Linked DNA regions of Homo sapiens: region 1 is linked to region 2. Evidence: read pairs that join two places in POLR2A ChIA-PET (ENCODE). Cell type or tissue: OCI-LY7. All regions are shown on one strand. Links, peaks and the distances in the headings refer to the core of each region. The heading gives the core; the rest is flanking DNA. Region 1 overlaps FOXN2 (forkhead box N2). Region 2 overlaps FBXO11 (F-box protein 11).

What was found. Peaks named below come from ENCODE experiments on the same cell type or tissue, not always from the same donor. Only the 100,000 strongest peaks of a DNase experiment are listed, where the experiment ranks them.
Region 1: POLR2A ChIA-PET joins it to region 2 with 5 read pairs; 4 of 35 experiments call an interaction of 5 or more read pairs at or near these places.

The regions. Positions count from the first base shown.
Region 1 is chr2:48,362,899-48,379,388 of GRCh38, forward strand. FOXN2 (forkhead box N2) reads left to right here. Exons shown (of 7, transcript NM_002158.4): 6 at 10,394-10,462; 7 at 12,022-16,397. The coding sequence ends at 12,545. Among named protein-coding and RNA genes, the nearest start is that of FOXN2, 56 kb to the left of the region's middle. In OCI-LY7, for the core only: no CTCF peak of the experiment used is centred there; no DNase peak of the experiment used is centred there.
Region 2 is chr2:47,859,046-47,875,535 of GRCh38, forward strand. The region is part of intron 1 of FBXO11 (F-box protein 11); the gene reads right to left. Among named protein-coding and RNA genes, the nearest start is that of FBXO11, 39 kb to the right of the region's middle. RefSeq lists a silencer at 10,845-11,139. In OCI-LY7, for the core only: no CTCF peak of the experiment used is centred there; a DNase peak (open chromatin) is centred at 8,436; H3K4me3 peaks cover 1,135 bases; H3K27ac peaks cover 854 bases.

The DNA.
Region 1 (16,490 bases), core at 3,722-8,721, 500 kb after region 2:
CGGACTCACTGCACTGCTAGTCCTGTAAAAGTATAGCACGTAGTTATGTACATATGTTAATACTTGATAATGGTAATAAACTATGTCACTAGTTTATGTATTTACTATACTTTTTACTGTTATTTTTGAGTATACTCCTTCCACCAATTAAAAAAAGTTAACTGTAAAAGAGCCTCACACAGGTCCTTTAGGAGGTATTCTAGAAGGCATTGTTACAGTAAGATGACAGCTCTCTGTGTTTATTGTCCCTAAAGACCTTCCAGTGGGACAAAAATGTAGAGGCAGAAGACAGTGATATTGATCTTGACCCTGTGTATGCTCAGGTTAATGTGTGTATTTGTATCTTTGTTTTTAACTAAAAAGTTTAAAAAAAGTTAATTTAAAAATAGAAAAAAGCTTATAGGTTATAAATAAAATATTTTTATACAGCTGTATTATGTATTTTATGCTGTTATTACAAAAGAGTAAAAATTTAAAAAATTAAAAAGTTTATAAAGTAAAAGTTTACAGTAAACTAAGGTTAATGTATTATTGAAGAAAGAAAAAATTAAAAAATCAATTTAGTGCAGCCTAAGTGTACACTGTTTATAAAGTCTACAGTAGTGTACAGTAATATCCTAGGCCTCTACATTCACTCACCACTAACACTCTCTGGCTCACCCAGAGCAATTCCGGTCCTTCAAGCTTCATTCATGGTAAGTACCCTATACAGGTGTACCATTTTAAATATTTGTATAGTGTTTTTATTGTACCCCCTTTTTTGTTCCCTGGCAGAAACTAATAGATCATTTACTGTACCTTTTCTGTGTTTAGATACACAAATACCATTTGTGATACAATTACCTATAGTATTCAGTACAGTAACATGGTGTACAGATTTGTAGCTCAGGAGCAATCCTAGGTGTGTAGTAGGCTATACCATTTAGGTTTAAGCACACTCTATGATGTTCACACAGTGACAAAATCACCTAACAGTACATTTCTCAGAACATATTCCCGTCATTAAACAAAGTATGACTGCATTTTTATTTATTTGTTTTATTTTTAAGAGATGGCGTCTTGCCATGTTGCCCACACTGATCTTCTGAATGCCTGGGCTCAAGTGATCTCCTACCTCAGCTTCCCAAATAGGTGGGACTACAGGTGCACATGACTGTATTTTAATTCATAAAAAATTCAGATAAAAATTTGGGATATTTTGTTGTTGCTGTTTAACATTTTTCTATTTTAACAAGTATTATGTATTTATTATAGGAAATTTGGGCAATAAAAACATTTATTAAAGAGAAAGTAAAGTCATTTATCCCATTGTTAATATTTTATTTTTATTTATTTATTTATTTATTTGAGACAGGTTCTCACTCTGTCACCCAGGCCAGAGGGCAATGGCACAGTCATGACTCACCATAGCCTCACAATCCTGGGCTTAAGCCATCTTCCCACCTTAGCCTCCCAAGTAGCTAGGACTACAGGTGCCATTACACCTGGCTAATTTTGTTGTTAACATTTTGATATAATTCCTTTGGGGTTTTTTTAATGCCACATATGTGAATAGATACACTTGCATGCGTGTATGTACAGGGACACATACATAAACACACACATACTTTTTCTCCAGATACTAGATTCACACTGTGTATACAGTTTTATATCCCTTTTCCATTTATTTTTATGGGTATTTTTCATTGAAAATAGGATTGAATTTTTTAGTAATATCAGTAGAGTTATTACCTTTTCAGGTCTATCTTAGACTAGAAAAGGGGTTGGCAAACTATGGCCCATGGCCATTTCTGGCCTGACATCTGTTTTTGGGTGTCCCATGAGCTAAGGATGGTTTTACATTTGTAAAATGGTTGGAGAAAACAAAATCAAATAACAATAAAATTTCAAGACTGTGAAAATTCATTGCAACAGAGACCTACATATTATATCCTGGGTTTTGCCTCTTAGCATGCAAAGCCTAAAATATTTACCTTCTGACCCTTTACTGAAGAAGTTTGTCATCCCTCAAATTAGAATATGCTTGAAGATATTTCTCCTGTAGGTTATTTAATCTGAAGAACTTTAATTTTAAAAGATAATAAGTTGACTTTTTAAAAGTATATCAAAATTCTGAATTAGTGGGTTTTTTTCTTGTAGATTAGTAGTATATTAAAATCAGTTTTCCTAGCGTTGCTTTGGAGCCTGGAGACATTTTCATAACCTTTAAAAATAGAAAATTTCAGATGAAAACCTTTCTGTGTATCAGAAATATTTTGGCTCTTTGGAACTATACTAAACTGAGCCTCAGAAGCAGTGTGCTGATATCTTTAAAAATAAAGGAGGAAAAGAATATGAAAAAGTTCTAGAGAACCCTGCAAAGAAGTTAAATGGATAGGGGATCTGTTTCAAATAATGTTCTGCCTTAACATAAGACAAATATCCGTGTTCCTGTTACCTACATCAGTCAAATGTGGTTTCTCTTTACATTTAGGTATTGCCAAAATGCCTTTATCTTTGTATTGCCTCAATAAAGTCTGACACTTATTCTCTAAAGCTCAGTTCGTATACATATCTTGAGAACATTTTCTTTGTGAATTCTGGAGTTTACTTAAATCTTTTCTTGCTCTTGTTCTGTTCTATCCAAATTCTTTCTTTCTTTGGGGAACAGACATTTCCACAAGTTTTTGCTGCTAGTTTCACCTGCATGTTTTTCATTTACTAGGGCACAGGTACTTCTTCTTCATCTAATGACTTGTACGTATTATGCATCATCTGTCTAGTGCTACCAGCACCTTACCTCCATTCCTATATGCATGAGTCTTAGGCCTGTTCCTCTAGTAATAATTAACTTAGTGGGGAGGTCGTTGGCATTCTAGGTTAAAACAAATGCACATCTGTCCTGGAATATAATACAAAATTCTCCATGAATTTTAAGGGAAGAAAACATAAAACCTCACAAAAATTTAGGGAATTTTATTTTTGAACTTGGTTGTTTTGGGGTATATTTCTGAGGAAATTTTCTCTTGCCTCTTTATATTATTTCTAGAGAGAAGTTTAAAAAACACCAAGTGGATTAGACATTCATTACAACTAATACTGTTGAGCCAGACTCCTTGTGCCAGACACTGTTGGAGGTTCCTTGGGATATGCATAGATGAGAGACCCAGGCCCTGCTCTTAGAAAATATATACTTTGGCTGGGCACAGTGGCTCACGCCTATAATCCCAGCACTTTGGGAGGCCGAGGTAGGTGGATCACATGAGATCAAGAGTTCAAGACCAGCCTGGCCAACATGGTGAAACCCCATCTCTACTAAAAATACAAAAATTAGCTGGGTGTGTGTTGGCACACGCCTGTAATTCCAGCTACTCAGGAGGCTGAGGCAGGAGAATCACTTGAACTTGGGAGGTGGAGATTGCAGTGAGCCGAGATCGCGCCACTGCACTCCAGCCTAGGTGACAGAGTGAGACTCCAAAAAAAAAAAAAAAAAATGATGGAGAACACCTGATTATCAACGATTTGTCCAAGGTACAACCTCAAACTTTGTGGAACAAAAGTTCTCCCTGGCAGAGAGAATCATAACAATAGAGAGAGTTGTCTGGCAGTTGCTAGGAATCTGTCTGGCATGTTGATATAGACCAGGTAGATGTGGTCATTTGCGTGGGCAAGGCAAATGTAGCAGAAGTTTAAGAGCTTATTTAGCATAATAAGGACTTTGAACATCCTCCTCTGCCTAGAACAATTAATAAGCCTTAAGTTGCTTACTTGATGCTTTGCATGCATTATCTAATTTAATCCTTAAAACAACCCTCTGAGGTATTGCTGCCCCTCTTTTACAGATAAGCAAACTGAAGTTTGGGGAGATTAAGTAACTTCTCAAGGTCACACAACTAGTAAGTGGCAAAGAAGGATTCAGATTGAATAATTCTAATTTCAAAGCCTGACTCCTACTAGATAAGTGGCACTGGGAGACCTGCTGAAGAACTTTAAATAGTGAAGTGACATCGTCAGTTTTATGTTTTATAAAGATCACTTAGGTATTATCATTGGCCTCCAATATTAAAACTTACATATTCATCTAACACTTCATAGAATCATCTTTACTGATCATTATATTAGAGCTACCTTTAGACACGGAAAACTAAAGGGAGAGATTAGGCTTAGAACTCCAGAAACTGTTATCAGCCTAAACAGGTGCAGCAGTGTGTTTGTTGTCTCTTGATCAACTTACAATGACTTTTATGTGACAGTATCAATGTTATGGCATTGTATAATAGATAGCAGGAGACACAGGATTCTTACACTGAGATAGCAGAACGAAATTTTTTTTGGTCAATAGTTTGGTTTGGTGTGTATTTAGAGTAAATTCACCTGTTTAAAAATATTACTGAGCTGTTCTAGACACCAAGGTACATCAGTGAAAAAAGCAGACAAAAATGGAACTCACATTCCAGTTAGTAAATTTTAGTAGTTATACTAACTGCTAAAAGCACCTGGTATACTACAAACAGATATAAAATTAAGGTAGTTGATGGTGATGTTAGGGCTACATGTAAAGCTAAGATTTGTGTCTTACTGAAATGAAACTAAACCAGTGGTCCAGACAGCTTAAAGTGTTGGTAATTTATTGAAACTATTCTTCTACTTCAGAGAATTACAAGAGACAGCTTCTCCATCTGGATGCTCTGCAAATGTATATATTAGTTTTGATAGAGACAATAAATCCTTTTGTAATTACTACAAAGCTTATACCATTTGAATTATTTCTATAGTTCTCATATCATTCCTTACACAAATGGACTGAGAGTCAAACAACAGAAATATGCTCGACTTATAACCTTACTCTCATATGGCTAAAACTAGTGTCTGAATTGTTTTTAATTATTTTTAATCATTTCCCAACATCAAGGTTAAGGAAATAAAAACCAACAGGCACAAATTAACAAGTTTTTTAAATTGTTGTTTATTTTTTGTTTTTTGAAATGGTGTCTCGCTCTGTCAACCAGGCTGGAAGTGCAGTGGCACGATCTTCGCTCACTGTAACCTCCACCTCCTGGGTTCAAGTGATTCTCCTGCCTCAGCCTCCCAAGTAGCTGGGATTGCAGACGCGTATGACCTCACCCGGCTAATTTTTGTATTTTTAGTAGAGACGGGTTTCACCATATTGGCCAGGCTGGTCTCGAGCTCCTGACCTCAAGTGATCCACCCACCTCGGCCTCCCAAAGTGCTGGGATTACAGGTGTGAGCCACCACGCTTAGCCAAATTCATGGTGTTGACACGGTTTTGTTTGAACCAGTTATGAAATCAGTAGCATGTTTGAAACTATCAAATTTTGGTTCCTTTTGAACTGGATATGTTAGATAATACAGCTAATAGTGTTATTGTTTTTAAAAACAGAGCCACCTTTAAAATAGAATAAAGTACTTTATCAATGAAAAAATACCATTATGAAGTATTTTCAAATGTGACAATAAACAAATGAGTCTTCAGTTTAAATTTCATAGCAAAATTGGCTGAACGCGGTGGTTCATGCTCGTAATCCCAGCACTTTGGGAGGCCGAGATGGATCCCTCAGGAGTTCAAGACCAGCCTGGGCAACATGGTGAAACCCCATCTCTAGGGCAACATGGTGAAACCCCATCTCTACCAAAAATATGAAAATTAGCCGGGCGTGGTGGTACACACCTGTGGTTCCAGCTACACGAGAGGCTGAGGTGGGCAGATCACTTGAACCTGGGAGGTGAAGGTTGCAGTGAGCCATGATTGCACCATTGCACTCCAGCTTGGACAACGGAGTGAGACCCTGTTGATAAATAACGAACGAATCAACGAAAATAGATTGGGTACTATAATTAAAAATTGTAATTTCTACCCAGAGAATTTTTATTGCTTTTGTTCCACAAAGTTCAAGACTGTACCTTGGACAAATCATTGATAATCAGGTGTTCTCTATTATGATGGTGATTTGGATCATTCATTGCTTATTTTTAATGTTGAAGTTAAACTTTTTTTCACAGTTAATTGGCAAGGCATTGCAGGAAGCACACTTATAAATGTTTTAAACAAATAAGATACAGGCAAAATCCTTTTGCAAAGAAGTGTTTGGTTTCACAAAGTTAATTTCATGTTGGAGATTTCAAATTAATTTGGCTATAAGTTATCTACCATAAATAAATCTATTTAAGGTGTATTTTTCCTACCATTCTACTGTTATAGAAACAGTACTTAATTTGTTAACACTTTACAATATTCAGAAATGGTATTCATGTAGCTTTCTTATGTTATCAGGATAAGCCTCTTACCAGTTTTAGGTGTTGTGTTTCAAAATAATGTTCCTTGAATCATAATGGATGTTTGTTAAAAGAAGTGAAGTTAGGCCAGGCGGGGGTCTCACGCCTGTAATCCCAGCACTTTGGGAGGCCAAGGCGGGTGGATCATCTGAGGTCAGGAGTTCAAGACCAGCCTGACCAACATGATGAAACCCCATCTCTACTAAAAATACAAAAATTAGCTGACTGTGGTTGCGAGTGCCTGTAATCCCAGCTACTCAGGAGGCTGAGGCAGTAGAATCACTTGAACCCAGGAGGCAGAGGTGGCAGTAAGCTGAGATGGTGCCATTGCACTCCAGCCTGGACGACAAGAGTGAAACTCCATCTCAAAAAAAAGAAGTCAAGTTAGAGATATACTAATTTTTTAGTAAGTATATTTTATAGGTGCTTCATTTATAAGATAAAGTTTCTGTAATTGGTTTCTCATTATAATGCATTTTCTTGTTAGATTATTTTACCGTCACCTTCCTCTTTTATAAAATTAGAAACAAGGTAGATCCTTTTTATTAAAAAGAAAATTTAGGCTGGGCACGGTGGCTCACACCTGTAATCCCAGCACTTTGGGAGCCTGAGGCGGGAGGATCACTTGAGCTCAGGCAACACGGTAAAACCATATCTCTACAAAAAATAAAAATAAAAATGAGCCAGGTGCGGTGGTACATGCCTGTGGTCCCAGCTACTTGGGAAGCTAAGGTTGAAGGATCGTTTGAGCCTGGGAGGTTGAGGCTACAGTGAGCCATAATTGTGTCACTACACTCCAGCCTGAGTGACAGAGGGAGACCTTGTATCTCAAAAAAAGAAAAGAAAAAAAAAAAGAAAAATTAGTTTATGGAGAAGTAATCTCTCTGTTGGGGCTTTTGCATAATGCCATGCAAGTTGTGCCCTCTGCAAGTCCACCTGGCTTAAGGCAGTGAGTGGGGCCTGAAATTCAGCCCACATTCCATTCGTCTAGCTGTGTGCCTTGAATAGGGAACCATTCACCTGGAGGAAGATTTGCCTTTTTTCCAACTCACACAGAGACACAATATGGGCTAGCGGCTGCAACTTTTCTTCTTCAGACGTGTTAGAATACTGAACTCAAAAAGAATTGCCTCAGGCTTCATCCTAAAAGACAGGAATTGGAGAGGTCATTGTTTTTGCTAGCCTCTTGGATGTGGCATGTGGGCATCATTGATTCAAATCCTTTGTACTTGCTCTTCTTTCTGCCCAGTACTCTTTTCCCTCAGATATCATTCTTTCTCTCCCTGAGGTCTTTGCCCAACTGTAGCCTACCTTCTCCTTCAGGATTTCTCTGACCTCTATATTTAAAATTGTAACCACTTTCCCCAACACTCTATTTCCCTTTCCTCTTAATTTTTTTAAATTTCTTGACCATTTGTATGTCTTCTTTTGAGCAATGTCTGTTCTGATCATTTGCCCATTTTTAAATTAGAGGATTTTGGTTTGTTTGTTTTCCTGTTGAGATGCTTGAGTTCCTTTTATATTGTAGATGTTAATCCCCTGTCAGATGAGTAGTTTGCATATATTTTATTCATTCTGTAGGTTGTCATTTCACTGTTGTTTCTTTCCTGTGCAGAAGCTTTTTAGTTTGATATAATTACGTTTATTTTTGCTTTTGTTACCTATGTTTTTGAGGTCTCATTCATAAAATCTTTTCCCAGACCAATGTCCTGAAGTGTTTCATCTTTGTTTTCTCCTGGTAGTTTTATCGTTTCAGTTCTTACATTTAGGTCTTTGATCCATTTTGAGCTGATTTTTGTATAGGGTGACAAGTGGGAGTCTCGTTTCATTCTTCTGCCTGTAGATATATATCCAATTTCTTTTGTATCATTTATTGAAGAAACTGTCTTTCCCCCAGTTAGTATTCTTGGCACCTTTGTCAAAAATCAGTCCACTGGCGGAGGGGGTGGGGCGCGGTGGCTCATGCCTATAATCCCAGGACTTTGGGAGGCCGAGGCAGGCAGATCACTTGAGGCCAGGAGTTTGAGACCAGCCTGGCCAACATGGTGAAATTCCATCTCTACTAAAAACACAAAAATTAGCTGAGTGTGGTGGCACGCCTCTGTAATCCTAGCTGTTCAGGAGACTGAGCACAAGAATCGCTTGAACCTGGGAGATGGAGGTTGCAGTGACCCGAGAACACTCCTCTGCCTTCCAGCCTGGGTGGCAGGGCAAGACTGTCTCCAAAAAAAAAAATAGTTGGCTGTAAATATGTCAATTAATGTCCAGGTTCTCTATTCTGTTCCATTGGTCTATGTGTCTTATTTTTATGCCAGTACCTTGCTTTTTTGGTTACTACAGCTTTGTAGTATATTTTGAGGTCTGTTTGTATTTTGCCTCCAGTTTTGTTCTTTTTGCTCAAGATTCTTTTGCCTATTTGGGGTCTTTTGTAGTTCCATACAACTTTCAGGATTATTTTATATTTCCGTGAAGGATATCATTGGTATTTTGATAGAATTTATAGATTGCTTTGGAGGTAGTATTGTCATTTTAACAATACTAATTTTTCCTATCCATGAGTATGGGATGTCTGTTTGTATTGTCTTCAATTTTTTTGTAGGTATTTTAATTTTATTTTTTGTAGCTATTGTGAATGAGATTGCCATCTTGATTTCTTTTTCAGCTAGTTTGTTGTTTTGTGTGTAGAGATATTACTGACTTTTGTGTATTAATTTTGTATCTTGCAACTTTACTGACTATCAGTTCTAAGAGTTTTTTGGTAGAATCTTTAGTTTTTTCTATATATAAGATCATGTTGTCTGCAAACAGGGACGTTTGACTTCCTCTCTTCCAACATAGATGCCTTTTATTTCTTTCTCTTACCTAATTGCTCTGGCTAGGGCTTCCAGTACTATGTTGACTAAGAGTGGTGCAAGTGAGCATCCTTTTCTTGTTTCAGTTCTTAGGGGAAACGCTTTCAGCTTTTCCCCATTCAGTAAGATATTAGCTGTGGATCATGAGGTCACATTTTACTTGGGGAAAAAGAGGTAAAGTATTATGTGCTGTTTCATAGTGGCCAGCATCTGATTTACTTAAGCCTGTTAGTGTTATCAATAACAACAGCATTTCCTACCTTAAGAGAGTTTATGGTCTAGTTGGAGAGAAAACAAGTCATTATCTTCATGGCTTTATTATCTACAATAACTTTTAAATTAGACATTGAAAGTAAATAGGAAATCTTTATGGTAATAAAAATTTCCACCTTTGAGATATAGATTAGAAATTTCATATCTGAGTCTTATTTTAAATGTCTTTTTGTAAGCTAAAATTTATAAACATTTTCTAACTTTTCTAATTATTAATGGTGTAATTTAGATTATACCATTTTACTTTTCTTTAGTTATTCAGACTAGTATATCACCAAGATGAAGAACTTACAGCAGTAAATATAAGTAGGTATGAGAGCATAACTTTATCTGTTGTAGAACCTGCTGATTTTGCCAGTCTTTTAAAGCCCATTTTTAATGGAGTATCCATTTGACTTCATGAATATTATATAAATTTGTCGTACATGTAGGCTTGTGTATAATCATGACTAAAAACAATAATAATTATTTTTGTTTCTGCATAATTATTCACTTAGCATTTATAGGTTTACATGACCTAGACTGACGAATTACATATTTTTATCTCCTGTAACTGGCATGTAATTAACATAGTACTTCATAACTGCAGATATGCATAGGTAATGATAGTATTCAAGTAAAAATGCAAAAAAAAAAAAAAGGAGTAACGATGTACATTCTTAGCTAATTTAATCTGTTTAAGGGGAAACCTTACTGAAATACAGTTTAAGTTTTCGTTTTCATTGTGAATAATTAAAGAAGAGAACTTGCATTATTTCTGGTATCTCTCCATCTCTTTTACACTGTATTGTTCACAAAACTGTTTCGTGATTTTAAGTGAACAAAATCAGACTTCAGAATAATATATAATATCTCATTTTTGTTTGATGTGCGTTTATGCTTTCTTAGAATATACACCAAAATTGTAACGCTGGTTATCTTCAGGGGCATGCAAATACTTAGAATAGCCTCTCCTTTATAAAGAACATTAATATTATTACTTTTTCCCTTTTCAGAATCTGATATTGATGCTGCTGCTGCAATGATGCTTTTAAATACTTCTATAGAACAAGGAATTTTAGAATGTAAGTAATCATGCCTTTTTTAAAAAAAAATTTTAGTGCCTTTTCAAATTTAACCTAGACTATAAAATAACTATTACAGACAAAAATTACTTCTTTCCAACCAAATTGTATTTTGATCTGAGTAACTCAGTTTCTGTTTTATTATACTTTCATTAATTTATGTGAGCAATTGAGAGATTGAAGTTAATGCTTCGATTTTTCTTACATTGACCAAGAAATGAAGAAAAATATATTTAGAAAATGAACTCAAAGAGCTAAAAGTAAAAATGAAAACTATAAACAAGAAAATATAATAAGTAAAGTATATTTATGAACTTGGACTAGGAAAAGCTTTCTTTAAGATACAAAATGCAAAATCCATGAAGGAAAAAAATGGGTAAATTTAATAAAACATCAAAATTTTAGCATTCTGGTCAGGCATGGTGGCTCACGTCTGTAATCCTAGCACTTTTGGGAGAACAAGGCAGGTGGATCACTTGAGACCAGGAGTTCCAGATCAGCCTGGGCAACATGGCAAAACTCCATCTCTACAAGAAATACAAAAATTAGCCAGATGTGGTGGTGCATGCCTGTAGTCCCAGCTACTCAGGAGGCTGAGGTGGGAGAATTGCTTGAACCTGGGAGGTGGGGGTTGCAGTGAGCCATGAGCACTGCAGTGAGCTGGAGAGCACTGCACTCCAGTCTGAGGGACAGAGTGAGACTCTGTCTCCAAAAAAAAAAAAGCATTCTGACAACAAAATATATCTAAGAAAAGTGACATAAAATGCTGGAGACATGTTTTTTCCATATATAACAAAGGATTAGTATCAAGTATATACATAAAAAGGATTCTGCAAGTAAGAAATAAGAAAACAGTTCAACCGGAAAGTCAGCAAAATATATGACTAGGTGGATCTTAGAAGAGGAAATATATGTGGGCAATACACATGTGAAAAGATGTGTAACTTCGCTAGAAATTCGGGAAACACAAAATGAAATAATATTGAGGTAACTTTTTTGTCCATAAAATTATAAAAAATTTAAGTAATTGAGAATGGTGTTAAGTAGGGAGTAAGTTTTGTCATACACTGTTGGGAGTAAATTGGTACAACCACTTTGGAGGGCAATTTGAGAATACCAATTATAATTTTAAATGTATATATCCCTTAGCAATTTTTTCATATCTCTTTTTAAAAATTACTTGCATATATTCAAGAAAAGGCATCCAGAAGGATTTGTATTGCAGCATGATTTATACTAATGAAAAATTGGAAACAGCCTAAATATTAACACGGAAGTGATTAGCTAAACAGTGGTACATTCATATTGAGGCATTCCTTGTAAGCAATTCAAAATAGTTACATATGCTATAGAAAAGTCAAGACATTGTTAAATGGTTTTTAAATGTTTCAAATTAATGCTTGCAAAATGATGTGATCTGGGTAAAAAAAAATAAAAAATCTACAAAGCATCATGAATCTAAAACATTTGTTGCTCAAGAGTAATGTAGTAGTTTAAAATTGGTCTGTTTTTGCAACCAAACACATTTGACCTATTGATGGAACTTTTATTTTCCACAGGTGAGAAGCCTCTTCCTCTTAAAACAGCATTGCAAAAAAAGAGGAGTTACGGCAATGCATTTCATCATCCCAGTGCTGTACGATTACAAGAGAGTGATTCTTTAGCCACCAGCATTGATCCAAAAGAAGATCACAATTACAGTGCAAGTAGCATGGCAGCACAGCGTTGTGCATCCAGGTCTAGCGTGTCTTCCCTGTCTTCTGTGGATGAGGTATATGAATTTATCCCAAAGAATAGTCACGTGGGAAGTGATGGCAGTGAAGGATTTCACAGTGAAGAAGATACAGACGTTGATTATGAAGATGATCCTCTTGGAGACAGTGGCTATGCATCACAGCCTTGTGCAAAAATCTCTGAAAAAGGGCAGTCAGGCAAAAAGATGCGAAAACAGACATGTCAAGAAATTGATGAGGAGCTCAAAGAGGCAGCTGGATCTCTGCTCCACCTTGCTGGAATTCGTACATGTTTAGGTTCCCTAATAAGTACTGCAAAGACACAAAATCAAAAGCAACGGAAAAAATAGAAATACTTAAAGTGTGGCAATACTCTTTCACTTAATTCTTTACAAGGGATATCAAAGCCATAATGGACTTCATTAGTTTTAGGGTAGGGAAGGGATACTAATTACTTATTTCTTTCAAAACATTTTTGGTTTTTGGTTTTTAAAATTTTTATTAAACAATTGCTGTTAGGATCATGCCTGATCAGAAATACATGATGTGAAGTCCTAAAAGCATAATTTTTGTGATAAATGTGTCCAAGATTTGAAAATTTTTATATAAGAAAATCCCCAGCCTCTGTCTTAAACTTGTGGGACAAAAATCCTTTCTTCTGTTAATATGTCAGAATGTAAGATTTGGCAACTCGATAAATTTTTTTCATTTTCTTTTCCAATCTGTAACTATAGTTACTGAACCAGCTAAAAATTTTGCTGATGTATTTTTCATATACTTCTCTCCTGACACGCAATCCGGTAACATAAGATTGAAATTTTTTTACTTTGTCTTAATTTGTTTCTAATTTTTTTTTTGTTGTCGTGTGAGCAAAGACAAACATAAATTGAAAAACATCCTGATGTTTAGAAAGTTTCTTTTGGTTACGTAGGTAGAGAATACAACAAAGAGTTCTAAGACTTAGAAAAGACAATTTTGTGGTGTCATTTCATCCAAGAACACTCCCAATTCCTATTAGAATGGTAGCTTTGAAGTGTTTTTACTTCAGAGATCCTGCATAGCATTTATTGGGGCCTTTTATTCTTTCCCAAAGTGCTTTGCAAACATTAAGTTTTAGCCACTAGCTGCCTTTGTTGAGTATAAGTTATCCAGTGAGAGGATATAGCCAATTAAGTGTGTTATGGAGTACACCCATTTTGACACACTTGTAATAAGAGAATCTTTCATTTGCCTGCCATGTGTACTGTATTATGAGAATCTTATAATCGGAATGGAGTGAAATGAAACATTTTGAGTACTGATGGCATGTTATCATACATAAAGTAGGTCATTTAGGAAAAAACTTCTGTCCAAGCTTTGTATGAATTAAATTCATAAGTATACCAAATTAAATCTTAATAGATTTAATGCAATTTTACAGACACAATACCTTCATGAATTTCAAAATTCATATAAAATTTGATCTTATGCAATACACCTTTTTGAGGAGGCAGTGTAACAACCTATAGTGCCATTGATCCATGAGAAAAAGATTTTCTGGTACTACTCCAAAAGTGCTTTGACTAAGTATCTTAACTATTTGAACAGTCTGCTTATATGAGACAGTTTTTCATAGTATCATTTGTATAATTTGATTAGATTATTCAGAAACAATAGGATGCTAAACTAATTCATTGTATCTTTTTTTTACAATGGTGGAAGCAACTTTCTGAAAGTTCAGTCTTATGCTACATCCTAAGTCATAGACAATGACCTTGTTTTCATTATTCTGATAGATTGTATACATATGTACACATACATATACACATATGCACAGTCAAGGTCATGATGTTGATTTGCTTTCAGCTGTTTCTGTGATTATAAAGCATTTTTTAAGAGACAAATTTTAACTTTTAATTTTTATTTTGGCAAAACTGTCAAATGAGAAAAATGATTTTAAAAACTTTTTTTTCAATTGACAAGACTTTAAGTCAGGGATAACAGTATTAATGTTCTCTGTTCTGTTTCCATGTTAAATTTAATTTAACCTGGATAGCCACATTAATGAATTGGTGCTGTCAAAATATAGTAATTTTTAAATTTGTTAATAATGAAAACCCTTAAGCATGCAGGATGAGGTATTTGGGTTTTTTTTTTAGATCGATCACATCTACAGAAAATGGCTAAACCAAGTTAACTTTTATTATAGACAGTGAATAAAACACCAAAAACCCAAAAATGCTTTAACCACAGTATAAATAATAGATTATACACATCATCTTAATAACTATTTTTAAGTTATTTACCATAGCCTCTGTATAGACCTTAGGAACAGTGTTTCAGTGATCTGGCACCAGTTTATTTTGTTCTGCTGAAATTCTGTATCACAAATGTGCTACCTGGTTTTTGTCCATTAGATAATTACTCTTTATAAGGAAAGGAAAGAGAAGCAGAGTTAGTTCCAGCTCTAATAGGGATCTTCAAAGTTATTTTGTCTTGATGTATGTAACAGTAATTCTTTACATCTTTTGATTTTTCTCTTCCTTTTTATTCACTCTTCCCACGAATTTAAATGTTTAAGTTATATTCATCACTAGCAAGGATGATAAACACTTGTGCACTGAAAGCTAACAGGGAGAGGTTACACAATATTTTACAGTTTCTTAAACATAATTTAATGCATCACCTTCCACTTGCTAACATACCAAGTCAGTTATTTTCAAGGGAAGAACCTTTTAAATTATGGTCCTCCATTTACTACTTCCACTGAGAGTATGCTCTCATTCCTCAGGTGTTTTGAGAAACATGACTAATAACCACACAATTAAGTAGAGTCATTCCAAGTCCTATGGCCTGGAAATTGTATTCCCTATAATATACAAATTTTCCTGTAATAAAGTCAACTTAGAAACTCCAAGGAGGTTACATGTTTTCCAACATATCCTAAAAACTGTGATATAAGCTAACATATAATTTGCCTTACGTCAAAAGAATATGTTTTGTTGCAGCTGATTCCAGTTTATAATAGATCCCTAGTAAAAAGCTTTGATTCAACACAATTGTTCATCTTCACATCCCAAACAGAATCACTGTTTCTTGAATATATATTTTTGAAGTTTTTTTGTGCAATATATTACTAAATCAGTTATTATTTTACTTTTCCAAATTCAGAGAAAGAAAACAGATTACCTGAATTCATGGAAAAGGTGGATCACCTCCCTTTTTCCACCTTCAAGCCTTTCCTGTCCTCATAGCCAGCATGACTTCTTTTAACTTGGATTCCTTTGTATATAGTAAAGTTTAGTATATATATATTTTTTTCTTTTTGCTACTTTCTGAGGCATTATGTAAAGGGCTCATACTAGATGTTCAGTTAAATATACTTTAGCACAAAGTCAAACTAGAGAATGTGTTAAGGAGGGAATGTATATGTCTTGGTAGACCAGGAGGCCTTTGCCAGCAATTTAAGCAACAGATGTGAATACTTCACAAAGCTGTAAAGACCATTGTCTTAAATACTACAACAACTTAACACCCTTTTGTGAAGATCACAGCATTTATCTAAGAAACTGTGAGGCTTTCTGGTTTACATATATCTTACAGGTGTTTTTTTGTATTTTTTTTTTTTTTTAGTTTGAAATGTGTAAGCTTTGATTTAAACCAAGTTTACTTCAGTATGTTAATGATGTAGTAAAAATATTTATTGAAAGGTGAATTCGAGTATTTTAATGTTATACCTGCCATTTTTTTTCTTAAAGCATATTCTTTGCATCTAACTGCCAGTGCCATTGTCAAAACTTATTTTTTAAATCGTTGTACATTTCTTATTAAACTAAGTGCTTAATTTTAAAGTATTATGTTGCCATCATATAGTGTATAAAAATGTATAATTGCCAATTGATTGTAACTATTATTTATTTTTAAATGAAAGTGTAAGAATGCTTTCTGATTCAACAAATTTGTTATCAAACTGTTTCCTTATCCTCTTTTCTGATGTAGCATAAAAATTGTCCCGGTTTGAGTTATAACTGCCAGTAGATGACCAGTCACAAGTGAACCACTTCTCAGTTGCCAATCTTTGCTCATATTAAAAACAACTTACAAATACTTAGTTTTTGTATCTAATCTCTGATTATTAAAATGTTTATAAAGTTTATTTTTACCAAAGAGATGCAATTCATTATGAGAAAGTATTGCATAATAAATTTTGTTTTATAACTTTTTTTGTGCTTTCTCTGATCTTTTGTAGGATAGGGTGGGACAGGAGAAGGATGGTAGGGCAGATGTGATGGCTATACTTCTACACACACTTTCCA
Region 2 (16,490 bases), core at 5,832-10,831:
AAAAAAAAAAAAAGAAAAGAAAAGAAAAGAAAAAGTATTAATAGCTATAAAATTAAAGGAATTCATATCAACATTTACTTCAACTCTTAATGGCACTAACAGAACTAATGAGCAATACAGGTAATTTAAAGCCACTCTTCAGAGATACGTATTTCCTTTCTTGATTCTAGGATGCGATGTATAAGCAGAAACACTACAATAAAATGTACCCAACTAATCTGAAGATCATCCAGAGTTCAAAATATTAAAATACAAAAATAAAAAATGAAAAAAAATTAAGGATTTAGAGAACTTGTGCCAAAGTCAATGGTTCGCTTTTATCATGATATTGGAGTTAAGACTGAATTCAATTTCAGATGTCTTGGAGGATTTTTTAAAAAAAGATTAAACTAATTTCACCGATTGGTGCTGTGAAGAGAGGTTGGGAAAAACTTGGCAAAGATTTAAAAGTAACAGGCTCTAGATGATTTACATACATACACAAAAAGAGTATATTTCCATAAATGGATGAGACCTCAAGAAAGATTCTCTTCCAATCCCTTGTATACAAACAGCTGAAGCTTTACTCTTGTCTTTCTTATTTGCAGCCCTCAAAGTGTTTTCACAGTTACGCTTTCAAGGTAGCTGGGGGGTTTACACCCTTCAAGCACTGAAACAGAATTTTAACTTTAATCATTTTGATTAAAAATATTTCCAAACCCAATTATGTTGTCTTTTAAGACAAGGATATTCTTAAAATAATATTAATACTTTCATATTATAAGATAATCATTAGGATCATGAAATAGTCTATTTTTTTGTGCTAGGATGAGACCTGAGATTGAGGCCCCATTTATCAGTACCAAGCTATTTTCTAGAATAAGTTATCCTAAATGCTTAGTTTGAGATTCTCATGAAAAGTTCATAGATTTTCCCCCCTTTCTTGCTGTCATGTTGCTGTTTCTAGCTGTCCATGGGCTAACTATAAAATCCTCTCTTCTCTGATAAACCGATAAAATAAGCTTAGGAGACATGTCTGTTTTTAAAGTAAGAGTAAACGGGCACTAAATGAGAGCTTAAGAGGTTTTTTCCAAGAAAGAACATGGGTTTTAGAACTATGCTATGCTGCTCAGAAGTCTTTATTGCTTCTGTTTCTTAGTGTTAAATGAAACTGCTGGGCACTTTATTCCAAATAGTTAAACTACTCATTTTTATCACTGTGCCCTGACTAGCTAACTCATTTGCCAGAGAGCACAGAACCAAAGAATCTCCAACAGCCAGGGCATGAGAAATTGGCTATATTTCACATGGCTAGCTAATAAATTTAAACAACAATTATGAATGTAAGTTTTCAATCCTTAGCCTTAAGAATTATTTTACCCTGGATTTTTTTTTTTTTTTTTGGAGACAGAGTCTGGCTCTGTCGCCCAGAGTGGAGCGCAGTGGCACAATCTCGGCCCACTGAAACCTCCGCCTCCCAGGTTCAAGCAATTCTCCTGCCTTAGCATCCCAAGTAGCTGGGACTACAGGTGCATGCCACCACGCCCAGCTAATTGTATTTTAGTAGAGACAGGGTTTCACTGTGTTGCCCAGGCTGGTCTCGAACTCCTGAACTCAGAAAATCCACCTGCCTCGGCCTCCCAAAGTGCTAGAATTACATGCGTGAGCCACCACGCCCAGCCTACCCTGGGTTATTAACTAAGGCTAATCAAAACTTTTCCCTGCAGGAGAGAGAGAGAAAGAAAGTCAAACCAGTCACATAGAATAACTGTGTTCCACTGGAAAATAGGAAAAAAAAAAAATCAGTTGTTTTCCCCTATTTTTTTTTTTTTTTTTTTTGAGACGGAGTTTCACTCTCGTTGCCCAGGCTGGAGTGCAATGGCGCAATCTCGGCTCACTGCAACCTCCACCTCCCGGGTTCAAGTGATTCTCCTGCCTCAGCCTCTGGAGTAGCTGGGTTTGCATTTTTAGTAAAGTCACTACGTCCAGCTAAGTTTGTATTTTTAGTAGAGATGGGGTTTCTCCATGTTGGTTAGGCTGGTTTCGAACTCCCAACCTCAGGTGATCCACCCGCCACGGCCTCCCAAAGTGCTGGAATTACAGGCATGAACCACCACGCCTGGCCTTCCCCTATTTTTAAGTCTTAAACTGGGAAGTGTAGCCGTCCTCAAACTTAGTTGTACACTGTGTACACTTATGTATCTTGTAAAAACATATACATCCACACTTCCTATGGAGTAGATATTGTAATTGACTTCATAATATTCATTCTATCCCATATGAATAGTCTGACCTTTTTTTTTTTTTTTTTTGAGACAAGATCTTGCTCTGTTGCTCAGGCAGAAGTGCAGTGGCACAATCATGGCTCACTGCAGCCTCGATCTCCTGGGCTCAAGTGATCCTTCCACCTCAGCCTCCCAAGTAGCTGAGCCCACAGGTGCATACCACCATGCCCAGCTAATTAAAAAAATTTTTTTTGGAGAGATGGTGTCTTGCTGTATTGCCCTGACTGGTCTTGAATTTCTGGGCTCAAGCAATCCTCCCATCTCAGCCTCCTGAAGTGCTGGGATTACAGAAGTGAACCACAGCACCCAGCCCATTTATGGTGACTCCATACCCTAGGATTGGCAGGTCCAAGCCAATGTGGCCCAATGAGACACAAGAAGTTAACTTGCTTGGTTTTGGCTTCTGGGAAAGAGACGTCCTTCTCTCTTTTTTCCTGATAGATACAAACAAGGATGACGGATGCATTATTTACAGAAGGCAGCCATCCTAGGTCCTTAAGGAGAACTAACCTAAGGCCCATGTTGGCACAATGAATAGGGCACAGCTAAGACAACAGCAGAAAATCAAACACAAAACTTCTTGTCATGTAAGGTTAAGTTTTTTTTTTTTTTCTTGAGATAGAATCTTGCTCTGTTTCTGTTGCCCAGGCTGGAGTGCAGTGGCACAGTCTCAGCTCACTATGACCTCTGCCTCCCAGGTTCAGGTGATTCTCCTGCCACAGCCTCCCGAGTGGCTGGGATTACGGGCGCACGCTACCATGCCTGGCTAATTTTTTTTATTTTTTATTTTTAATAGAGATGGGGTTTCACCATGTTGGCCAGGCTGGTCTCAAACGCTTGACCTCAAGTGATCTGCCTGTTTCGGCCTCCCAAAGTGCTGGGACTACACAGGTGTGAGCCATCGTGCCTGGCCAGTTTTCTTATAGTTTAAGCCAATTTAAATCAGATTTAAGTTACATCCAAAAGCATCTTGAAATTTGAAAAAGCTCCGCTGTTCAAGATACATAACCAGGGTTGAAAGCCATTGGGACTAGAGCAGTAATAGCCTGAAATTCAAAAGAAATGAAACAAAGGGCGGGTGATATGAAGAACTGGAAAGGAAAATGAAAATAAGAATCAAAATCTAATCTGTGAGGCAAACTTTTTATTTTTTATTTTTTTAAGAGATAATGTCTTGCTATGTTGCCCAGACTGGTCTTGAACTCCTGGGCTCAAACAATCCTCCTGCTTCAGCCTTCCAGAGCAGCTAGGACTATTGTGCCACCACGCTTGGCTAAAAGGGCAAATGTTTAATCATAAAAATGTAAGTGCAAATCTCAAAATATGCACAATGTATAATTCTCTCTCTGGATCATCTTTTAGCAGTGATCACCACAGTACAAGTACATAAATGCTGTATAATAACTATAACAAATCTAAGAACAATTAGCCCAAAGACTTACAGCAGCTTCAAAAACGTTTTCAGCCGGGCGTGGTGGCTCACACCTGTAATCCCAGCACTTTCGGAGGCTGAGGTGGACAGATCACCTGAGGTCAGGAGTTTGAGACCAGCCTGACCAACATGGTGAAACCCCATCTCTACTAAAAGTACAAAAATTAGCTGGGTGTGGTGGCGCATGCTTGTAATCCCAGCTACTTGGGAGGCTAAGGCAGGAGAATCGCTTGAACCCCGGAAGTGAAAGTTGCAGTGAGCTGAGATCGCGCCATCACACTCCAGCCTGGGTGACAAGCGTAAAACTGTGTCTCAAAAAAAAAAAAAAAACAAAAAAACAAAAACAAAACAAAAAAAACCACCATACACACACAAAACAAAACGAAACAAAAGTTTTCCCCTTGCCTTCAAATCTATTTCAATATAGAAAATAAAACCAAAACATTGTTGTTAGGTTAGCTCAACATATAGTAGTCTCAAGTTAAAAATGCTATAGGAGAGCTAATGAGCTAATTATTAAATTAGAATTCTATTTACACTTTCTTGTTAGGAATAATCACTAGTTGATTTTATAAAAGATATTCTGCTTTCAGGCCAACAGAGAAACAGAATTAAATAAAAATATACTTTAATGTCTACAAGTGCTCTTAAACAGCTCGTTTACATGGCTCTGAAACAACACAGCTAAAGAAAACTTAAGCGAAACCTATAATCAAATCATAAAGGCATTAGTTTAATAAACTCTTCTTTAAAGAAAGGGTCTACAGACAGCTCCTAATTTATGAAGTACCTAAATAAAAGTGGTAACTTTATTTCAAAAGTTTCCCCTAGTTCTCACTAGACCTAATATTTTGGGGTTATGGCATAACAGTTTTTCAAGGAATTGGTTAAATCTGAAGAAATATAGCATCCTCCTCTAGAACACAAAGGCCGGGTGCGGTGGCTCATGCCTATAATCCCTGCCTACGGTGGGCAGATCACTTGAAGTCAGGAGTTTGAGACCAGCCTGGCTAACAGGGTGGAACCACATATCTACTAAAAATATAAAAATAAGCTGGGTATGGTGGCACATGCCTGTAATCCCAGCTAATTGGGAGGTTGAGGCAGGAGAATTGCTTGAACCCTGGAGGTGGAGGTTGCAGTGAGCCAAGATTGTGCCAATGCACTCCAACCTGGGAGACAGAGTGAGACTCTGTCTCAAAAAAAAAAAAACCAAAACCCCATAAAGACAAATCAATAAATCTAAAGCTGGATTTAGGGTTTTGCTATTTTGAACAAAATGGTAGTCAAGTTACAATACGGCATATGTGCTGGAATTTTTAATTTATTTCCATTAAAAAGCTGGTAATTTGGTCATGTTTACAAAGGCATGTGACTTCATTGATCTTCACAGTTATAAGACTAACATAACTATGGTAGTTAAACAGAATCCCTCCTAATTAAATGTTCCTATTCATTAAATATAAAAAAGCATTTATTAAGTACTCACGGTATTTCATGAGAAAACATATAATGAAAGAGACAGAAACTACCTTTGAACAACTCATAATTAAAGACAGGAATTGGCTGGGCGTGGTGGCTCACGCCTGTAATCCCAGCAGTTTGGGAGGCCAGGGCAGGCAGATCACCTGAGGTCAGGAGTTCAAGACCAGCCTGGCCAACATGGCAAAACCCCATCTCTACTAAAAATACAAAATTAGCCTGGTGTGGTGGTGCATGCCTGTAATCTCAGCTACTCGGGAGGCTGAGGCAGGAGAATTGCTTGAACCCGGGAGGCAGAGGTTGCAGTGAGCCAAGATCTCACCACTGCACTCCAGGCTGGACGACAAGAGTAAAACTCCATCTCACAAAAAAGACAAAAATAAACAAGAATCTAGATTAAATAATGGTAAATAAGAGACTAGATTTAATAAATTATTTATGTTATAAACAAACAATAGAGGCTCTGTCAAGATGAATAAAAGTCCACAGAGGTCAGGTAAATCACTAACTTACTCACTAGGGCAATGACATATCTATGAATTAGGTATTTTCACCCACATCAAGTGACAGAATTGAAAAGAAGCAAAGCCTTGAAATTTACTTCTACTAAATGAATCAACATGTATTATAATAGTCTATTTGTTATGTGAGACAAGAACACTCTTTCCTCATTTATTTGCCAACAATACTTTAAGTAAAATATTAGTGTAACACTTGACAAGACTTTCATTCTACGTGTACAAACAAAACACCTGGGCGCTTGTTAGTTTAAACCTATTTATAGAGTAAAATTTTCTTAAACTAAAAATTTCCTGAACTGTTTCCTGTTTCCACAGGAATTAACAGAGTTGTGTTAATTGTAGATATACATGAACCACAGTGTCTGGCAGGTAATAAGTGCTCAATAAATACCCATCAATAAACAAACTGCAGCAGAACCTGATTGTATCTTTGTGACAGAAACTGCTATCACCCCAAATCTATTTACCCCTTCGGTGATAGAACCCAGATTTTAACCTGCACAGATGAACATCTTGAATAAAGCTCACATTTCTCAGCTGCTCTTATTACTGAGTTGGCCATCTGACTAGGTTTTGGCCAATGGGCTACATGGCCAATGGGCTACAGGTGTCCTGTATGACTTCTGAGATATGTTCTAAAAGAAAGAAAGAAGGCCCTTCTTCACCCTTTCTGCTTCCTGCTAGAAAGAATGTTGGAGAGTGAACAAATAGTTTGAACCATAAAGGCTGTGTTTACAGACTGCAGACTAATAAATAAAACAGGGGCCTAGGTCCCTAATGTCATAGTGGAGCCTTCATACCAACTCTAGATGCTTACCTGTAGACTTTCATCACAACAGAGAGGAATAAACTTCTATCTTGTTAAACAACTGTTGTTTTGGGTTTCCTGTCACTCTGGCAGATCTAATTTTAATTAATAGTCATACAAAGTAAAAACACTCTACATTTGTGTAAAAATCTTAAATAAATTTAAGACACTGGTGGAAACAACATGGGATATTATTAGAGTCAACAAAATGTGTTCAAATACCAGCCCCAATACTTAGCTATATGATTGTGGGCAGACACTCAGCCTCATTGAGCCTCAGTTTCCACATGGGTAAAATGGCAGAAAAATATTTACTTCTGAGAACCACTGTGAGGATTAACTATGATAAAGGGAGAAAGAAGGAAACAAAGGAAAAACAAATAATCAGCAAAGATACTTTTAAAAACATTAGCTGGGGTCAGGTACAGTGGCTCATGCCTATAATCCCAGCACGTTGGGAGGCTGAGGCAGGAAGAATCACTTGCAGCCAGGAGTTCAAGACCAATCTGGGCAACATAGCAAGACTCCCATCTCTACCGAAAAAAAATTGGCTGGGCATGGTGGCACACAACTGTAGCAGCTACTTGAAAGGCTGAAGCAGGAGGAACTCCTGAGCCCAGGAGTTTGAGGCTGCAGTGACCTAGGATCTTGCCACTGCACTTCAGCCTGGACAAGTCAGACCCCTTCTGCTTCAAAAAAAAAAAAAAAAAAAAAAGTGGGAAAGGGAAATAAAAATGATTCAAAACCCAAAAATAACGTGGAAAGCAGGTAATTCAAATACACTCTATCTCATCTTTTATAACATACAACATCTACAAAATGAGGGTGCTGTGTTACAGGGTATCTAAAAGTTCTTCCAGCACTAAAAAACTGCGTCCCAAAATGATGTGTTCTGTTACACATATCTACGCTAGCAAGTTTGTTTTTTTTTTTTTCTTTTGAGACGGAGTCTTGCTCTGTCGCCAGGCTGGAGTACAGTGGCGTGATCTAAGCTCACTGCAAACTCCGCCTCTCGGGTTCAAGCGATTCTCCTGCCTCAGCCTCCCGAGTAGCTAGGATTACAGGCGCGCACCACCATGACCAGCTAATGTTTATATTTTTAGTAGAGATGAGGTTTCACCATGTTGGCCAGGATGGTCTCGATCTCCTGACCTCGTGATCTGCCCACCTCGGCCTCCCAAAGTGCTGGGATTACAGGCGTGAGCCACTGCGCCCGGCCTATGCTAGCAAGTTTTCCTAAAACCTTTCAGCTGCATGTCACTTTGAGAAAAAATACCCACCCTCCAAACATACTTTGATAACAGCCAGGATTCTCCATGATGAGCCTTGATCATCTTCAGACTACTTTTAAATATGAACACTGTTCTGACTCTGCAAAATGTTTTGTGTTCTCTGGCATCTTTTATATGTACTCAAAAACAGAGTTGCAATATCTAAGAATTAAGGCCCTCTGATGATACTCACAACTTATAAATAAGCTACCTGAAAACTAAAAATCTAATTGCTCCCAGGTTCCAGATTTTGTCTAACATTGCTTCATTTAATTAATTGCTTTAATTACTTAATTTCATTATTCTCTCCTCTCTTTATTGGTACAGTGCAGTATCAGTCAGATAGGCTAGTTTAAGCTGCAGTAACAAATCCCGAAAATCTCCAGTCTAGCTTAAAACAACAAAGATTTATTTGTTGTTCACTTTACATGTTTATCCTGAGTTAGTGAAGAGCTCTGCTCCATAGAATCATCCTCCACTGGAACTCAGCTTATGGAGCAGCTATTCTTTTGAAACACTGCTAGTTGCAGCAGCAGAAATAAAAGAGAGTTCTGGAAGTTCTCATACTGGCAATTAAATGATTGGCCTGGAAGTGACACACCAACTTCCATTCACAACTCTTTGGTCAGAACTGTTCACACGGCCCAATGACAAAGGGGTCAGGAAGTGCCAGATGGAGGAGAGCCAAAAATAATTACTAAGCAGTATAAATGATTACTGTAAGTCCCAGTCTAACGACACATATGAAAAAGGTTAAATGTTTTTAGTGATATAGATTTGAGAAATTATTAATTCTAATGGCCATTTGATCACTTAAGAACATCAGGACCTTAAGCTTCACTGAAATCACAAACATAAACTTCCAGATTCCAGGGGAATCTATATCAAATGCCTGGAGTAAGTCAATAAAGAACTGACACACATTATCTGCATATTGTTATCTATGTAGACATGGATACATACATACATACATATTCTCCTAAAGACATAGTACATTTCCAGGGAAATAGAGATGACAATGTCAGCCCAAATTTGAGGCTTTAAAAAAACCCATTAATTCATCCCATGTTAGTTTCTCATGTCCAATAATTAGAAACAACAATTTTTTTTAAGTCTCTGAATATGGGCCAAACAGTTAGCAAGAGTCATATACTTAAATGCCTGAAGATCACAGGTAAAGAAAGTGAGTGAAGTAAAACATTAACATCAGAGGAGGCAGAGAACTGAAGAACTTAAGGCCCACACAATCCTTACCCACTGCAAATCCCTGGACAACTACTGCCATGTCAGAATTCAAGCCAGTGTTACTGGATGGTCCGAAATGTATAAAGCAGCTGGGATTCCAGCTATTCAGGAGGCTGAGGCAGGAGAATCACTTGAACCCGGGAGGCGGAGGTTGCAGTGAGCCGAGATCGCGCCACTGCACTACAGCCTGGGGGTAGAGCAAGACTCTACCTCCAAAAAAAAAAAAAAAAAAAAGCTGGGAATCAAGACTATGTGAAATCTCTGGAAGCTTTCATGTTCTTCTCATTATTCCTGGGTACCCTGAAATTTCACAATATGCCACAGTGTGGGCCTTTTAACATTCACTGTCATGAATGCTTGCTGGGCCCTTCCAATTGCAAATTCATGTACTTTATTTTTGAGAAATTTTCTTGAAATATTTGTTTGAATTACTTCTCAATTTTTTATTTCTGGAACTCCTAATATTTGAGAGTTGGACCTCCCAGACTGACAGCTCTCTACTTTAATCGCCCACATTCCATATTTTTGTTTTAAAATTCCAGTTCCCCAACCATTGTTGTCATTGCCCAGTAGGCTCATAAACAAAGTGGCCATACTGGGAGGAATGGAGGTTATACATGGGCTTAGCAACAGGGACTTCTACTTGCCAAGGTTGATTTGGCTATGGCTGCTGTTGAGCGTCCAATTTGGTAGCAGCAGAGGCCAATACTTAGCCCCCAATATAGTACCATTTCCTGGGGTGATCAGCCAGGTACCTAGTGGCAGGTGGATTACACTGGACCATTTCCATGATGAAAAAGGCAACATTTGTTCTCACTGGCATAGACACTTCACAGCAAATGAAAGGCAGCAATGGGCCCATGTTCATGGAATTCGCTGGTCTTACCCCGTTCCCAGCATCCTGAAGCAGCTGGCTTCACAGAACAAAGAAGTGGCCTTTTGAAGATTCAGTTACAACGTTAGCTAGGTGGCAATACTTTGTAGGGTTGAGGCAAAGTTCTACAGGAGACTGTGTGTTCTGAATCAGTGTGCTATATACAGTGTTATTTCTTCCACGGCCAGAATTCACAGGTCCAGGAAACAAACGGTGGAAATAGGAGTGACACCACTTATTTATTACCCATAGTAACTCACTAACGAAATTTCTGCTTCTTGTCTCTGTGAGCTTATGCTCTGCTGGCCTAAAAGTTTTAGTTCTAGGCTTTTATCAAGAGACACAATAATGATTTCACTGGAAGTTAAGACTGCCACCTGGCCATTTTGGACTCCTTATGCCTTTGAATCAACTGGCAAAGAAGGGTGTTATTGTGCTGGCTGGAGTGACTGATCTTGACAACCAAGCGGTAACTAACTCTACAATGAAGGAAAGGAAAAGTTATATCTGAAATACAGGAGATCCCCTAAGGCAACTCTCTTAGCAGTACCATGCCCTCTAATCAAATGCAATGGAAAACTACAACAACCCAATTCAGGTGGGACTACTAATGGCCCAGACACATCAGGAATGAAGGTTTGGGTTATCCCACCAGGTAAAGATCCACGGCCAGCTGAAGTACTTGCTGAAGGCAAAAAGAGTACAGAATGGGTAGTGGTAGTTATAAAGAAGTTATAAAGAAGGTAGTTATAAATACCACATAGTATGTAAGTTATAGGATTTCAAGAAGAGCAAACCCCACTCACGTGTTTTGCATCCTTTTTTGGGGCAAGGGTTAGTACACTTTTGGTCATAAACAGGATAGTCATATCCTATTAGGTGGAAGTATGACCTGGCTAATTGTTTTATTTTTAGTAGAGACAGGGGCTTCACCATGTTGGCCAGGCTAGTCTTGAACTCCTGACCTCAGGTGATCCACCCACCCTGGCCTCCCAAAGTGCTGGGATTATAGGAGTGAGCCACCAAGCCTGGCCAAGATTAGAATTTAAATTGGTGAACTCTGAGTAAGCTGACTGCCTCCCATGTGGGTGGGCCTTATCCATTCAGTGGAAGATCTGAATAAAACACAAAGGCCTCTCCAAGCAAGAAGGAATTCTCCAGTCAACTGCCTTCGGTGTTCATCTGTACCATCAGCTCTCCTGAGTGTCTCTCTCTCTCCCTATGAATATAGCCTATTGAGTTCTGCTTCTCCAGAGAACCCTAATACACATGGATTTTTAAATTAGTGTTATTGCTACTTACCATCTCATTCTGCTTCTTAAGTTTTCTGCTCTGTACTACCCATAAATCTAAAGAGTTGCTTCTGATTGCTACATAGTCTCTGTGTGTGGGCTGAATTGTGCCTCTTAAAATGGTATTATGTCCTAATCCCTGATACCTGTGAACGTGGCCATATTTGGAAATAGGGTCTTTGAAAATGCAAGTTAAGGGAGGTCTTTAGGGTGGGGCCTAATTCAATAGGACTAGTGTCCTCATAAAAAGAGGAAAGTGCCAATGTGAAGACAAACACAGAGGGAGAATGCTATGTGACAAGAGGCAGAGACTGAAGTGATGCAGCTGCAAACCAAGGAATACCAAGGATTAACAGCTACTACCATAATCTACAAATAGGCAAGGAAAGATTCTACCCAGATTCTCAAAGAATCATGGTGCTGCTGCTACTTTGATTTTAAACAGAAGTGTAAGAGAATAAATTTCTGTTGTTTCAAGCTCCCAGTGTGTGGCAGTTTGATATGGTAGCACTAGAAAAGCTAGTATGAGCACTCACAAATTTTACTTATCTACATTCAGACTGATATGTGGAACACACAGGCTGTCACCAACTTCCTGCCACTACAAATAATATGGCAATGAATACCCATGTACATATCCCTTTATGAAACTCTTACAAATACTCTGAGATGTCTAAAAATGAAATTACTGGATCATAGGACATGCACATACTACTACTTGAGCTCCAGAATGGCTGCAAAGTCTACGCTCACTAACACTTGGCATTATCCTCCGCAGGGGTTTTAGAAAGTCCACAAATGCTTTGATACTCCTCTTCCTTGAGTATTGATACTCCTCCCCTTAAGTATTGGTTGAGCTTAGTGACTTCTAATGAACAGGAAGTGGTGATAGTATGCAATTTGGGAGAGTAGGTGATAAAAGACACAGTAGCTACCTGCTTGCTCTCTTCGATTACTTGCTCTGGACAAAGCCACGTGCCCTATCACCAGAAGACGCTTTATGAATCCACTCAAGCAGCCCTGTGGATAGGACCAGGCAACAGAAAATTGAGACCTTCTGCAAACAATTAGCAAGACACTGAAGCCTCTTGCCAACAGCTACGTGAATGAGACATCCTGAAAGCACATACTCCAGCCCCAGTCAAGACTTCAAATGACTATAGCCCTGGCCGACAGTTTGAGTGCAACCTAATGAGACTTTGATAAAGATGTTAAATTTGGGGGTAATCTGTCATGAAAGACAACTAAATGCATTCATTCAGTTTTCTGGTTTTTCTTCCCCTCAAACTAATAGGTATAAAATGAGATCTCATTTTAATTTACATTTTTTCTGACGACTAATTATTTGAACATGTCTTCATAGGTTTATTAGCTTTGAGGTTCATTCCATAAACCGCCTATTTAGAACCTTTGTGTATTTTTATATTAGGGTGGCTATCTTTTTCCTTTTGATTTCCAGGAGTTCCTTGAATCCTGTAGATGTTAAATCCCTTGTTAGATTTCACATTTTGAAAACATCTTTTCCCATACTATCATGATGTCCCTTCAATGCACAGAACTCTTTAATTCTGACATAAACAAATTCATTCCACTTTTTGACATGAGCAATGTGCTTTTAAAGTTCTGTAAACAATCTTTTCCCAATACTGGGGATAATCTGTCAACATTTCTATACGTTCCACATGTCATATATATTTTGATGTTTTTAATTTACAAGAGCTCATTTTTGTTCTTTAATGATCCTTATTTATAACCTCCAGTTCTGACTTCACAAATAACAGTAGCTTCTTTTATCCCTCTGAATCTTAGTTTCTTTCACGTTTTCTTTTTCCGGCACCATTTCTGCTGCTTCCAATGCTCTGGCTTCCATCTTTCCTGTTATAAGTTTACCTCAATTCTCTGGTAATCTCCAGCTATCCATAAATGTATTAGAGTTAAGGCATAAAATGCTGTTTAGAAATTCTGTGTGAGGTTTTAACTGGTAGGATTTAGTGTAGAGCTGCAGTTCTTAAAAAGTGTAGTCTGGGAATTCCTGGCAGTCATCAAGGGATGGCTTTCGGAAAGTATTAAAGTCAAAACTATTTTCATTATTGTATAATTTGTGTGCGTGAGACAGTTTCGCTCCTGTTGCACAGGCTGCACTGCAATGGTGTAGTCTTGGCTCACTGCAACCTCTGCCTCCCAGGTTCAAGCAATTCTCTGCCTCAGCCTCCCCAGCAGCTGGGACTACAGGAGTGCGCCACCATGCCTGCCTAATTTTTGTATTTTTAGGAGAGACGGGGTTTCACCATGTTGGCCAGAGTGGTCTAAAACTCCTGACCTCAGGTGATCCGCGTGCCTCGGCATCCCAAAGTGCTGGGATTACAGGCGTGAGCCACCGTGCCTGGCCTTATTTTCATTATTAATAGACATTAAGACATTATATTTTTTTGCACACTTTATTACAAGTACACAGTAGAGTTTTCCAGAGGCCACATACCTGACATGGGATATCACTACAGCCCAAATGCAGAAGCAGATATTAAAATGTAGTCAATTCCTGTTAAGCTGGCCATTAGATTCACAAATATGTAAAACTATTCCACTCTAAATTTTTGTTTTGGAAAATAGTTATTTTCCACAAAAATTATGTCATGTAACATATTTAATAGATTACTGTTGCTTTTAAAGGGACATTTAACATTTTTATTTCTTTAATACAGTAAATATTGATAGCTATAACCCACATTAAAAAAAATCTACTGGGGCACAGGGCTCCACAAGCAGTTAAAAGGGTCTTGTTTAAAAAAGTCTGAGAACTGCTATTGTAGAGTAATAAAGTAGGAACACACAAAGTTTCAGTGTCACTACTGGTAAGTCTATGGATTTATTTTTAGACAGGTTTTCCCAGAAAGTACTCTTCTAGCCTCTTCTTGAAAGGTGTAAATCTAGACGCTAGCACTCAAGGAGGCAGAGGTTTAAAGCACTGGGATGCTCAACTTTTCATATGCAGACTTGCCATTTAATCAACATTTTAGGTTTGAAGGCCCTTCCCTTATCTGTATCTGGTATTTCTCTCCCACAATAAGCCTCAGCTTTCCGCCTTGATGGTAAAGAGGCAAATACCTGGTTGCACAGGACACAGAAAGGAAGCTAAGAAGTCTAACTGCTCTTTTTAAAGTCTTACAACCAGTGCTCCTGGGTTTTATCCTTGCCCTACACGTGGCCCTCAAAGGCACCTGTGTCTCTAATTCCTTAGTCTTTTGAGGTTCTTTGGCATGATTTGGATTATTTCCTGTAGCTTCCATACCTTCCCAGTGCTCCTGGGTTTTATCCTTGCCCTACATATGGCCCTCAAAGGCACTTGTGTCTCTTATTCCTTAGTCTTTTGGGGTTCTTTGGCATGATTTGGCTTATTTCTTGTAGCTTCCATACCTGCCGGCTGTTTCAACTTTATTGGGTACACTAAGTTGCTACCCATTCACTCACTTTTCAGTTTCCAAACTGATTTATTTTGTCCCTCTTACCCTTTTCTCTGTTCTTGTGGGTTTATGCCTTTTAAAAATTATGTTACTGTAACATGATTTCAATTAAAAACAAAGATATGTATGTGTTCAACTTACCACATTTTCATCCCTTTACATTTAATCTGTGTTCCTCTGCTTTGAGTATAACTATTGTAAGGGCAGCTGGCTTTTTTTTAAAATATGTAACTTTAAAGCTGGGCCCGGTGGCTCGTCCCTGTAATCCCAGCCCTTTGGGAGGCCGAGGTGGGTGGATCACGGGGTCAAGCGTTTGAGACCAGCCTGGCCAACATAGTGAAACCCCGTCTCTACTAAAAAGACAAAAAATTAGCCGACTATGGTGGCGGGCACCTGTAATTCCAGCTACTTGGGAGGCTGAGGCAGGAGAATCGCTTGAACCTGGGAGGCGGAGCTTGCTGTGAGCAGAGATTGCACCACTGCACTCCAGTCCGGACGATAGTGCGAGACTGTCTCAAAAATAAATAATAAATAAATAAAATATATAACTTTAAAATATACATTAATCCACTGTAATTATATTTCTATTTTGTTGTGTTACATTTATCCTGATTTTCCTTTACTTCCTATTCCCCCTTTTCCTCTCATGCTTTAACCCTCAACATACCATTTACTACCTGGGTCCAAAGGATGCCTTAAAAATTTTTTTAGGTTATTTTACAAATAATTTACAGAGACAGTGCAAGACAACTTTTAAAATAAATTTTAAAAGGAACTTAAATACAGCAAATACCTCTTTGTACTAAGTAAGTTTAACACACAAACACCGTACAAAATTTAAAAAAAAAAACAATTTTGAGACAGAGTCTTGCTCTGTTGCCCAGGATGCATTGCAGTGGTGCAATCTCAGCTCACTGCAACCTCCAACTCCTGGGTTGAAACAATTCTTGTGCCTCAGCCTCCTGAGTAGCTGGGACTACAGGCATGTACCACCATGCTCAGCTAATTTTTCTATTTTTAGTAGAGATGGGATTTCACCATGTTGGCCAGCCTGGTCTCTAACTCCTGGCCTCAAGCGATCCACCCGCCTCAGCCTCCCAAAGTGCTAGGATTATAGGCATGTGCCACCATGCCTGGCCACATACAAAATTTAAAAAACATTGTCTCAGGACTTTTTTTTTTTTTTTTTTTTAAAGCAAAAAGGGATGGTTCAGGTTCATGTTGTGAAATATTCCTGTTGAATGACTAACTGGATAAAAATACCATATTTTCTTTGTCAAAACGTCTTCTGCATTCAATTCTTAAGTCTGAGAAAATTCATACAGGATATGATCATCTCAAGAATCAAAGTCTGACTTCATTTATATGCTCAATTTCACTATCATTATTGGCGTATGGAACAGCAATATCTAATATAACTTTCCACAACGATGACAATGTTCCGTATCTGTGCAGTCCAACATGGCAGCCAGCCACCGTGAAGTAAGAGTAATTGTAAGTTGTATTCTTCTCCTACATAACCCCTTAAAAGTGTGATGAGGAATGGAATTTTAAATTTTATTAATTTTAATTATTTTAAATATACATAGTCACATGTGGCAAGTGGCTACCATATTGGACAACTTAGGTCTAGAGTGCTATTTATCTTCGCGTTTATCTTCTAATTCGTATGTCTCCTAAATTTTTTTATACGTTTTTGAAGTAGGATGTAGTATTTGAGCAATGCAGTGAGAAAACTGAAAAATGACTATTTATTACATCTTCCATCTTCCTTCTAGGAGATTCTGTCATTCTTTTTTTGTCTTTTTTTTTTTTAGCACAGTATAAATAATTGATAAGT